Linked DNA regions of Homo sapiens: regions 2 and 3 are each linked to region 1. The links are chromatin contacts, found by Hi-C or POLR2A ChIA-PET in ENCODE. All regions are on one chromosome and are shown on one strand. The core of a region is the stretch at or near the end of the contact, and the rest is flanking DNA. Distances in the headings are between cores, read along the strand shown.

Evidence for each region. Hi-C counts contacts between places; a loop is a spot of excess contacts on that map. ChIA-PET counts read pairs that join two places held with the same protein, here RNA polymerase II (POLR2A). Pooled maps may share reads with other maps.
Region 2: a map of naive thymus-derived CD4-positive, alpha-beta T cell shows a loop between it and region 1 (6-fold over the local background). The contact joins the enhancer-like site here to the promoter of PTPRU in region 1. A Hi-C loop is called at or near these places in 1 of 168 maps with a recorded cell type or tissue (naive thymus-derived CD4-positive, alpha-beta T cell) and 6 of 50 pooled maps.
Region 3: a map of psoas muscle shows a loop between it and region 1 (4-fold over the local background). The contact joins the enhancer-like site here to the promoter of PTPRU in region 1. A Hi-C loop is called at or near these places in 3 of 168 maps with a recorded cell type or tissue (gastrocnemius medialis, prostate gland and psoas muscle) and 8 of 50 pooled maps. POLR2A ChIA-PET finds 5 or more read pairs at or near these places in 2 of 52 experiments (OCI-LY7 and activated naive CD8-positive, alpha-beta T cell).

What each region holds. Positions count from the first base shown.
Region 1 is chr1:29,234,375-29,238,082 of GRCh38, reverse strand. PTPRU (protein tyrosine phosphatase receptor type U) reads right to left here and starts at 1,561. Exons shown (of 30, transcript NM_133178.4): 1 at 1,366-1,561. The coding sequence starts at 1,438. RefSeq lists a silencer at 1,439-1,758.
Region 2 is chr1:31,169,137-31,172,844 of GRCh38, reverse strand. No RefSeq gene overlaps it. Among named protein-coding and RNA genes, the nearest start is that of NKAIN1, 69 kb to the left of the region's middle. RefSeq lists an enhancer at 1,689-1,938. Within about 2 kb of position 1,989, at least 26 of the 41 ENCODE cell types and tissues checked have a DNase peak (open chromatin) inside an H3K27ac peak, as active enhancers do.
Region 3 is chr1:30,520,511-30,524,218 of GRCh38, reverse strand. No RefSeq gene overlaps it. Among named protein-coding and RNA genes, the nearest start is that of MATN1-AS1, 200 kb to the left of the region's middle. Within about 2 kb of position 1,583, at least 7 of the 41 ENCODE cell types and tissues checked have a DNase peak (open chromatin) inside an H3K27ac peak, as active enhancers do; they include gastrocnemius medialis and psoas muscle, where a contact is called at or near this core.

The DNA of each region.
Region 1 (3,708 bases), core at 312-2,811:
CGCTCACACTCAAGCACACACCTGGCGGTCCCGGCCGGCCGGGAGGCCGCACAAAGTTGCAGGCTCCACCAAGGGAGTGTCCCGGGAGGCCCGGGCGTCCCCCGCGCGTCCTGCGCGCCAAGGGAGGGGGCGCCGTCCCCCGGCGGCGAGCCAGGCCCTGCCCGCGCCCGGACGTCGCAGCCCAGCCCGGGGACAGCCCCCGCCCGGCCGCCCGGGGCGCAGCCGCGGCCCGGCCACCGCAGGAGCGCCCGCCGGTCCGGCCCTCCCCTGCCCGCCCGCCGGCCCCTCGCTGGGGCCCGCTGGCCCGGGCGCCCCGCAGCCCCGGCGCCGCCTCGGATCAGCCGCCCGCCAGCGCCGCGCGGAACTTGCGAAACAACAAACAGTCCGACATGCCCGAGGCGGCGGCCGCGGGGCCCGGTCCTCCCCTGAGCCTCGGGCCCTGCCCGACCCGGGCAGCCCAGGGGGCGCCGCCGCGACAACTTGTTCCGGCCCAGCGCGCCACACACGCGCACACGCACACGCGCGCACACACGTCCTGCCACCGCCCCCTCGGGCGGCCCCGGGACCAGGGCACACTCGCAGCCGCGGCCCAGGCGCGCTCCACACTCGCAACATTCCTGGACGCGCAGCCAGCACACACGGACACATTCGCACACACTCACATCCGTTCCAGACTCGCTCCCACACACGCATTCCCGGCACACTTGGCATTCACTCGGACCCACGCGGCCCCCGGCAGCACACACCACATACCCTAGACACTCCCCACACGTACACAGCGCACGGACACACACGTTCCGGACCCGTTCCCACGCCTTCACACATGTACACGGATCTCAAAAGCACACACGCCACACACGCGTTCCCGGATCCACACTCAGGCGGGATCCAGAGAGCACCCTTGGCCACAGGCATAACACAAACACACAACCCACTCGCAGACACAAAACAAACAGCACTCCCGGCCAGGCATACAAAATGCAAACAAATGCAACACATTAGCAGATACAACTCCCGCAACACAACCAAACTCAGATGCACACACAACCCACTTGGCCACACAAACACTACACACTGGCAGACCCACAAGACACTCAGCGCACACCCAATGCCTCGATGCACACAACATTCACCCCCAACATACTCGCCGACACACATCACCTTTTCTTGCGCACAGAACTCACGGACACACAACATTCGCAGTCACGCAACACCCCGGGCACACAATCGCCCATCCTACGCTCAGACACACACAGGGAGCACGCTCGTAACGCCCGGTCACTCAACACTCACACTTTCTTCCGAGCTACGCCACGGGCCCCGAGGCTCGGCGGGGCAGGCTCGGTCCGGCCGCCGCGCGCTTACCTGCCGGAGTCTCGGTCTCCGGCGCGCAGAGCTGGAAGGTGAGTGCCAGCACGAGCGCCTGGGCACGGGCCATGGTTGGAGCGTCGCCGCCCGTCCCGGGGCCCGGCGCGGGGGACGCCGCCCCCGGAGCCCGAGCCCAGCCCGAGGCGAGCCGGAGCCCGAGCCGGAGCGGAGCGGCGCGGCGCGGAGCGGGACTGGCGCCGAGTCCAGAGCGCGAGCCGGAGCAAGCGGGGCGCTGACGTCAGGCCCGGCCGCGGGTTCGGCGGTCTCGCGGCGCTCCCTGCTGGCCACGGCGGGTGCTGCAGCGGGTCCGGCCGCCCGCTAGCCCTGGCGCGCCCCTCCCCCGCTCCCGCATCCTCCCCGCCATGAGGCCCCGCGGCTGGGTCTGGACGCCCACGGACGTCTCCACGGACCGGGCACCAACACTGCCAGGCGAGCACGCTCATGGCCCACGCCTAGCTCCCGTACAGCGCTCTCAGGGACGGTGACCCAGGGACACCCGGCCTCTGTCCCATCCGATGCCTGAATCCCTTGTACCTTGGCGCCTTCAAATGCGTGTTCTACATACCTCCAGGAACAGGGCGCTCATCACCTGGCCAAGAGCGGTTGTTGGGGCTTTGGAAACGCCGGCTTTTAGAAAGTTTTTCATTTCATGACGTGCAAGTCTACCTCCCTCACTAGCCCTCACTGGTCCTACTCTACCTTCTGGCTACACAGGTTAAATGTATTTGGGCCTCTACCCAGAACGAGCCCTCGCACTATGATCTGCAAACTCGTTGCTCATTACTATGTAAGACCAGGTACCTTCTATGTGTTTAACCCACATGGACTCATTTAATCATCATATATTAGGTATGCAATAATTATACTGCATAAATACTGTTATGCAACAGTATTTGACAGCACCGAGATTTGAATCAAAGTTGTTTGGTTTGAATTGAATAGGGGCTGAGACCTTCCTCCCATCTGGACACCTATTCATTCAACAAATATTTATTGGGGTCTATTCATTTATTCAACAATTACTATAGGCCAGGGTAGAGATATAAAACAGACAAAAATTCCCTACTCTCATGGACCTTACATTCCAGTGGGAAGACAAGAACAGTAAACAACCAAAAAAACAAAAACAAAAAAGCAAACCCTCTGGTGTACGTCCTTTATCACTGTCTCATACACCAGGAAATTTGGGGGTGGTGGGGGGACAGGGAAGGGAAGGGGAATTGTTGCAATTTCAAATAGAGTGCGGGCTATATGATGAGTTCATTATCTGTCTCCACCTCTAGAAATGAGCTCCCTTGGGAAAAGACTCATCTTGTATTTCCGTGCCCAGTATATGGCATGTTTTTATTATTTTATTTTATTTTATTTTATTTCAAGATGGAGTTTCACTCTTGTTGCCCAGGCTGGAGTGCAATGGCGCAGTCTTGGCTCATTGCAACCTCTGCCTCCCAGGCTCCAACAATTCTCCTGGCTCAGCCTCCCAAGTAACTGGGATTACAGGTGCCCACCACCACGCCCGGCTAATTTTCGTATTTTTAGTAGAGACAGGGTTTCACCATGTTGGCCAGGCTGGTCTGGAACTCCTGACCTCAGGTGATCCACCTGCCTCAGTCTCCCAATGTGCAGGGATTACAGGCGTGAGCCACCGCGCCCGGCCTCTGGCACGTAATTGATGCTCAATAAATACTGACTGGATGGAATGAATGAAAGGGAAATGGTCCTAGCCTTCATGAATCTTACATTCTATTAGGAGAGCCCAACAGCAAACATGTACATAAATATATCATTACCATCTAAGATATGCAAGCTAAAGGAAACGAGGGAGTATAATGATAAAGAACATAGGGAAGGGGCATCTCCTTTAGATAAGTGGTCCAAGAGGGCTTTGCTATAGAAGTGACATGGTGACATTTGAACTGAGACCTGAAGTATGAGAAGGAGCCAACCTCATGCAAATCAGTGGAGAGGAACATTGCAGTCAGAGGGGACAGCCTGTGCAAAGGCAGGAGCTGGTGGGTACAAGCAGCTGCAAGGAAGCCGGGCAGCTGGCATGGAGTGAGTCAGGGGCAGAAGGGAGCCAGGTGCAGCTAGACAAGTCAGCAGGGTCTGTAGGTCAGGCAAGAAACTATGAGCAAGGAAGGGGCTTGAGGTTCAACCCTAAGAGTAATTAATGGGAGGCCACTGAAGTGGAGTAATTAAGCAGAGGAGTAATAAGGAGTAATAAGTTCTGATCTCTGGGTTTTTTTTTTTTTGTTTTTTTTTTTTTACAGCTCCAGCTATAAAGACTGCTGAAGTAGGGAAAGCCATGGGCAGATGGGTCTGACCACTGGGCAGTGACAC
Region 2 (3,708 bases), core at 740-3,239, 1.9 Mb before region 1:
CTAATTGGTCAGGTTGGAGATAAAACCAACAGGAACCATGAGGTTGAGGTGAGTTTTTCTTTCTTTTTTTTGAGACAGAGTCTCACTCTGTTGCCCAGGCAGGAGTGCAGTGGCACGATCTCGGCTCACTGCAACCTCCGCCTTCCGGGGTCAAGCAAAATTCTCCTGCCTCAGCCTCCCTAGTATCTGGGATTACAGTCATGTGCCCACCTAATTTTTTTGTAATTTTTGTAGAGATGGGGTTTCACGTTATGATCCGCCTGCCTCGGCCTCCCAAAGTGCTGGGATTATAGTCGTAAGCCACCGCACCCGGCCCCTATGAAGTGAGTTTTTCATGCTGTCTACTGTTTCAGGGTGAGATCAAAGAACTGGTTGAGCCAGATTATGGGTCTGGATGGCGTCAGCTGGGAACAGCAAGGTCTGCAAAATATCTCAAGCACTGATCTTAGGTTTGACAACAGTGATGTTATTCCCAGGAGCAATTTGAGGAGGTTCAGGCTCTTGCAGCCAGAGCCTGCATGGTTCTTAAACCGTAATTTTTTTTTTTTTTTGAGACTGAGTTTTGCTCTGTCACCCAGGCTGGAGTGCAGTAACAGGATCTCGGCTCACTGCAACTTCCGCCTCCCAGGTTCAAGCGATTCTCCTGCCTCAGCCTCCTGAGTAGCTAGGATTACAGGCGCCCACCATCATACACCCAGCTAATTTTTGTATTTTTAGTAGAGATGGGGTTTCACCATGTTGGCCAGGCTGGTCTTGAACTCCTGACCTTAGGTGATCTGCCCGCCTTGGCCTCCCAATAAACCATAATTTCTAATCATGTAATTTCTTTTTTTCTTTTTTTCTGAGACGGAGTCTTGCTCTGTCACCCAGGCTGGAGTGCAGTGGCGTGATCTCAGCTTACTGCAAGCTCCAACTTCCGGGTTCACGCCATTCTCCTGCCTCAGCCTCCCGAGTAGCTGGGACTACAGGCGCCTGCCACCGTGCCCAGCTAATTTTTTGTATTTTTAGTAGAGATGGGGTTTCACCGTGTTAGCCAGGATGGTCTTGATCTCCTGACCTCGTGATCTGCCTGCCTCGGCCTCCCAAAGTGCTGGGATTACAGGCGTGAGCCACCGTGCCCGGCCAATAATTTCTTAGTCCTATGAAGGCAGACCGGTCCCCAGGCAAGAAGGGGGTTTATTTCAGCCGGGTGCAGTGGCTCACGCCTGTAATCCCAGCACTTTGGGAGGCCAAGGTGGGTGGATCACGAGGTCAGGAGATCGAGACCATCCTGGCTAACACGGTGAAACCCCATCTCTACTAAAAAAATACAAAATTTAGCCGGACGTGGTGGCAGGCACCTGTAGTCCCAGCTACTGGGGAGGCTGAGGCAGGAGAATGGCGTGAACCCGGGAGGCAGAGCTTGCAGTGAGCTGAGATCGCACCAGTGCACTCCAGCCTGGGCAGCAGAGCAAGACTCAGTCTCAGAAAAAAAAAAGAAGGGGGTTTATTTCGGGAAAGGGCTATTATAATTTTTGTTTCAAAGTTAAAGTATAAACTGAATTCCTTCCCAAGGTTACTTTGGCCTACACCCAAGAATGAACAAGGGCAGCTTAGAGGTTAAAAGCAAGATGGTGTCGGTTAGGTCAGATCCCTTTCACTGTCATAATTTCCTCAGTTACAATCTTTGCAAAGGTGGTTTCACGTGAAGGGAGGGGGTCCCACGAATGGGGAGGCAGTCTGAGCTCTCTGCCTGTCCCTCTTCCGGCCTCAGCCTCAGTCACCCAGAGGAGGTGGGGGCAGTCCCACTCTGCCCCACCCCTAACCAGGCGATGGAGGCCACACCCTGCCTTGGGCCTCAGTTCCAGTGACTCAGCAGTTCCCCTCAGTCAGCCCTGGAATGAGACTGAGCAGGCCCAGGCCAGCTGGAGCTCCAGGGAGCCTTGTGTTGGGTATCCGACACTACTGTTGGCACTAGTTCTTTCTCTGTCAACAACCTGTGACCTTGGGGAACTACTCTCACTCTGCTCTTGGTGATGTCATCTGTGAAATGAGAGGGCTGGACTTTGCTTGCATGATACTCATTGGCTGCTTTACTGCTGACATTCTGGGATAGAGCTTCTCAACCTTCACTATACTTGGGATGCCTTTCTAAAATACAGATACAGCTAGGCACAGTGTCTCATGCCTGTAATACCAACACTTTGGGAGGCTGAGGTCGGCGGATCACTAAAGGCCAGGAGTTCAAGACCAGCCTGGCCAATGTGGCAAAACCCCGTCTCTACTAAAAATACAAACATTAGCCAAGCGTGGTGGCCCACACATGTAATCCCAGCTATGGGGGAGGCTGAAGCATGATAATTGCTTGGACCCAGGAGGCGGAGGTTGCAGTGAGCTGAGATCGCACCACTGCCCTCCAGCCTGGGCAACAGAGCAAGACTCTGTCTCAAAAATAATTTATAATAATAAAATAAAATATAGATTCCACTAGGCTCAGTGGGGTGCACCTGTAGTCCTAGCTACTTGGGAGGCTGAGACAAGAGGATCCCTTGAGACCAGGAGTTTGAGTCTAGCCTGGGCAACATAGTGAGATCCTGTCTCCTAAAATAAAGTTTATAAACATATATACGTATAAATTTTTTAAATAAAATACAGATTCCTGGGCTCTACCTGCGTAACAGGTTATAATTCATTGGAACCTGGAGCCCACGCATCTGAATTCATCCTTCAAATGTTTATTAAGCACCTGCTATGTGCCAGAAATTGTGAATAAGCAGTGAACTAAACAGACAGTAATCCCTGCTCTTGGTGAGGATGTCTCCTGGGAGGATGCACACCATAAATAAACAAGGGGCCTGGGGAAGTGGCTCACACCTGTAATCCCAGCACTCTGGAGGCCAAAATGGGAGGATTGCTTGAGCCCAGAAGTTCAAGGCCAGTCTAGACAACATAGCAAGATACTGTGTCTACAAAAAATTTAAAAATTAACCAGCTGTGGTTGCACATGCCTGTGGTCCAGCTATTCAGGAGGCTGAGGCAGGAGAATCACTTGAACCTGGCAGGCAGAGGTTGCAGTGAGCCAAGATCGTGCCACTGCACTCCAGCCTGGGCAAGAGAGTGAGACTCTGTCTCAAAAAAAAAAAAAAAAAAAAAAAAAAGAAAAGAAAGAAAAAGAAAAAGAAAAAGAAAAAGAAATGCTTAATGAATACCTACTATGTTCCAGGAACTGTCCTAGATACTGGGCTACAGCAGTGAACAGGACAGACAAGGCCCTAGATTTCTTTCTTACAGCTTACCTACTGGACAGAATCAACATAAATGCTCTTGTTAGTCTTCCTAACAATCCTAAGAAAGTAAGTTCTATTACCACCAGCTTATAGATGGAGAAACGAAAGCTGGCATAGATAAAGTCACTTACCCAAGTCTACACAGCTAGTAAGTGGCAGCATCCGCATTCAAGTCCAGCCTCTCTGACTCCTGAGCTCAGTCTCTAACCACTGAACACATATTGTTTCACGGCAAATTCCTTTGCATTTTTTTCTTAACATTCATGGGGAATTCTGATGCCTAGCCAGAGCCATGAACCACTACCCTAAAACTTGGGGGACTCTTAATTTTTTATTGCTCGCATAGCAAATCACCCCAAAACAGTGGCTAAAACCAACAAACATTACTTCCCACAGTTTTTGTGGGTCAGAAATTCAGGAGCAGCTTAGCTGAGTGGTGCTG
Region 3 (3,708 bases), core at 334-2,833, 1.3 Mb before region 1:
TCCAATTCTGCTGCTGTAGGCAGACCCATGACAAGGAAAAATAGTTTATCCCATATGCCCTGACCCACCCACAGGGCTGAACGATTGTGGCTGTGTGAACCTCAGACCCACCAAAAAAGGGAATGAAAATGGAGTTCACAGCAGCCTTCTTGATGAAGGGGGAGGCAATGTCACCCCCTTTCCTTCCCCATTCACTCCCCATTCCCTAGCTTCCTTCCCCAAACACTCTCCATTCCCTAGCTCTGAAACACTGGTCCTCATGATCTGGGCCAGGTGGCAGGAGGTGCCAGGTGACATATGTGAGCCAGGTGACAGGTGTGATGCCAGTGGCCCCACCTAGACTCTGACTCATGGTGGCTGGGCCCTTGTCCTTGGTTGCTTGATGCAAAGGGAACAGTAAGGACCACACCGGGTGTCAGTGCATCAATCAGCAAACACAGAACAAGCTCTTGGCTGGGGCTTGGTGCTGTCATGGTCTTTTTATAGCCACTTACAAGCTTGTGGCTTTGGGCAAGAGATATAGCCCTGAAACCTTGTTCTCACCTGGAAATGGTGATGGTGTTGACCCTGAGTTCCTCATGGTGCTGTTGTGAGAGTCAGGTGAGTTGCTCCACAGAGAGCTCTCAGGACAGCAGAGGCTACGCCATGATGACAGTGGCAACATGAGGCTGATGCTGGCTCTCCCATTCCCACAGCTCCCCATCATCAGGTTCAGCACCTTCTTGTTGGTCCATCTCCCAAAAGGCTATGTCATCAAGAAGGGGCCTCATCCCTCCTCTCTGGCTTAGCTGGTACTATCACCTACATATTGGAGGAGGGGCACATTTTTATTGTCTCAAGGCTTCATCTCATCCAGAAAGGAGGAGTTTACTTACCCTGGGAACTAAATCATGCTGGCAGTCAGGCCAGCAGAGACCAGCACGAGCTTGGGTCTTTTGCTGTCTGATCATAGTGGTTATGTGTCATAGCCAAGCTGACATTTTTTTCTCCTTTCTCACCTTCTAAAGAAAGATGACCATCAACAGGAACTATGCCAGTTTAATCTCTCTGAGCAATGTCTCACCACCAGTGCAGGGACGTGCTAGGAGAATGTATGATCCAACCTGCTCACTGGGAAGGTAATTCCAGGCAGCAGGAACAGCAGGAGAATTTGGGGAAACCGAGGTACAGGGTGGGAATTCAACCTGCTCAAAGTCACATAGTAAGTTGGTGACAGAACAGAGACCAGGATTTGATCTCCTGACCCATGGCTGATGTAGTCTTGGCTCTGCCTTGGCCCACGTGGTTTTGAGGGGTGTGGAGACAGCAGTGAAATGAAGCCCATGGAGCAAAGGCCTCATGCTGGAACTCCCTGGGCTTCAGAGGGGCTGGCGCATGAGGGCTTTCCCAGTCTGGACTGGGGCCAGTGGACAGACTTGAGGTCATGATAGCGGGAGATGAAATTGTCAGAGGCGCTCGGTGAAATGAGGACAACCTGGCAGATATGGTCTGTCGGTATCAGGTTGCCAACTGCTTGCCAACACCTCCTAAATGAGTGTTGCCTGATCCCAGTTTGGGAAATGCCGTGTGCAGGCATTTAAAAGTCAATGTGATTTCACCATGAACTTTCACAGAATTGGCTGGGCTTCCCTGCGAGTTTGAGCAGAGTTAGGAGGTGTGAGCATGTGTTTTCTCTATTCCGCTGACATATGATGCAATGAATCCCCGTCTCAGATGGAGCTTGTGTTCTGGTGGGGGATGCAGATAGTACACAAGCAATCATGCTGGGAAGTGAGAAGTTCCGTGGGGGAATTGGACAGGGTGAGGAGACGGAAGTGAGGAGGGTGGGCAGTGTGTCAGTGGGGATGTGGCAAGGGACAGATGAGATGGCACAGTCAAGTCAGGCAATTTTTGGAGAGTGTAAAAAAGAGACCAAGAAGGCGAAGGCATGGGCAGGGCATAAGGAAATCCTGGAGATGGTGCTGTTTCCTGGCATCCGGCAACAGAGGGCTCCATTACCACCCTTGGGTTTGCGAGGGTGCGGGGAGGAGCAATGAGTGGAACCCGGAGATGGAGAAAGCTGGGTGGAGGAGCCCTGCCAGGGGGCTGGGTGGGGAGGGACCACATGATAACAGGAGCTGAAAGCTGCAGTCTGAGGAAAGCTAGCCTTAGCTCTTCCCAGGGCAGGACCTTGTCAGGGGATAAACACCCCAACCTTCCTCTCCTCCTCCTTCCTTGATCTCCTGCTGGGGCTCCCTGTTAACCAAACTCACCTTGAAGCCAGAGGATGAGGAGCCCCTTGATGTAGCCGATAAGGGCTGCCACCCAGAAGCACAGAGTAGAGGGGACAAGGGTGAAGCGAGGGTGGGAAGGGACACCCCTGTGCAGGGGGAAGGGTGACCTTAGCACAGTGCTCAGGGAAGATGATTTGGAGGAGACAATGTTGAAATTGACAGCTGAGGCTGAGAAGGAACCAGCATGAGAAAAGCCAGGGGAGGGAGCTCCTGGGAGAGGGAACTGTAGGGCCAAATGATTGAGAGGCAGGTGAGGCCAGATCCCATGGCCGTGAGGGCTGGGTGAGAAGCTTGGGTTTTATTCCAAGTTTAGCCGGAGGCAATGGCTGACTTTTAAGCAGAGGAGCAACATGATTCCACCTGTGAACCAGGCAGGGATGGGGGCAGGGGATGTCAGGGAGGCTGTAGCTGTGGGCAGGCCAGATGAGAGGCCTGGACTGGGCAGTGGGCAGAGATGAAGGGACATGACCGGAGTGGGATGCATTTTGGAAGGAGTATCTCAAAGAGCTGCAGGATGGATCAGATGCAGAGGGCAGAGGGCAGAGGACAGGAGTGATCAAGGGGACTCCAGGGCTTGTGGTCAGTGTGGGGTGGGGTGAAGCTGTGCCCTGGGCTGGGTAAGGTGGGAGAAGAGTCAGTTCAAGGGAGGAAATAGCCCTGTTTTAAACAAGAAAGCTGAAGATGGGTTTTAGACCTCCAAGGGAAAATGCCAGAGCAGGCAGCTATGAATCTGGGGCTGCCTGTTTAGAGGACAGGGGGTCATCTTTGAAAGGACAATTACATTAATTTCATTTTAATTGAAGGACTTGTTCATTCTTAATTATTCTTAAAATCTTAGCACTTTGGGAGGCTGAGGTAGGTAGATCATCTGAAGTCAGAAGTTTGAGACCAGCCTGGCTAACATGGCGAAACCCTGTCTCTACTAAAAATACCAAATTAGCCAGGCGTGGTGGTGCATGCCTGTAATCCCAGCTACTCTGGAGGCTGAGGCAGGAAAATGGCTTGAACCCGGGGAGCAGAAGTTGCAGTGAGCCAAGATCGTGCTGCTTTTCTCCAGCCTAGAGAAAAGAGTGAAACTCTATAACAAACAAACAAAATATGTGTATGGGGGTTGGTGAGATGTTGGTCAAAGGATGTAAAATTTCGGTTATATAAGGGGAATAAGTTCAAGAGATCTATTGTACAACGTGGTGACTATAGTATTAAAATATGGATATTTACTAAGCACCCTGCTGTGCTGGGCACAGTCTTGGGAGCAGAGGATATGCTGGCTGCAGATCAGAGGAGGCTGCATGAGGCTAGGCTCAGGCAGAGAGAACATAGACATGATCAGACACCTCCCCAAACACTCAGTGCCTATTGGGGGACAGGGCTGGTCATGGAGTTGGAGGAGCAGATTCCTCATCCCATCTCTGAGGTTTTGTGCTGAGTGACC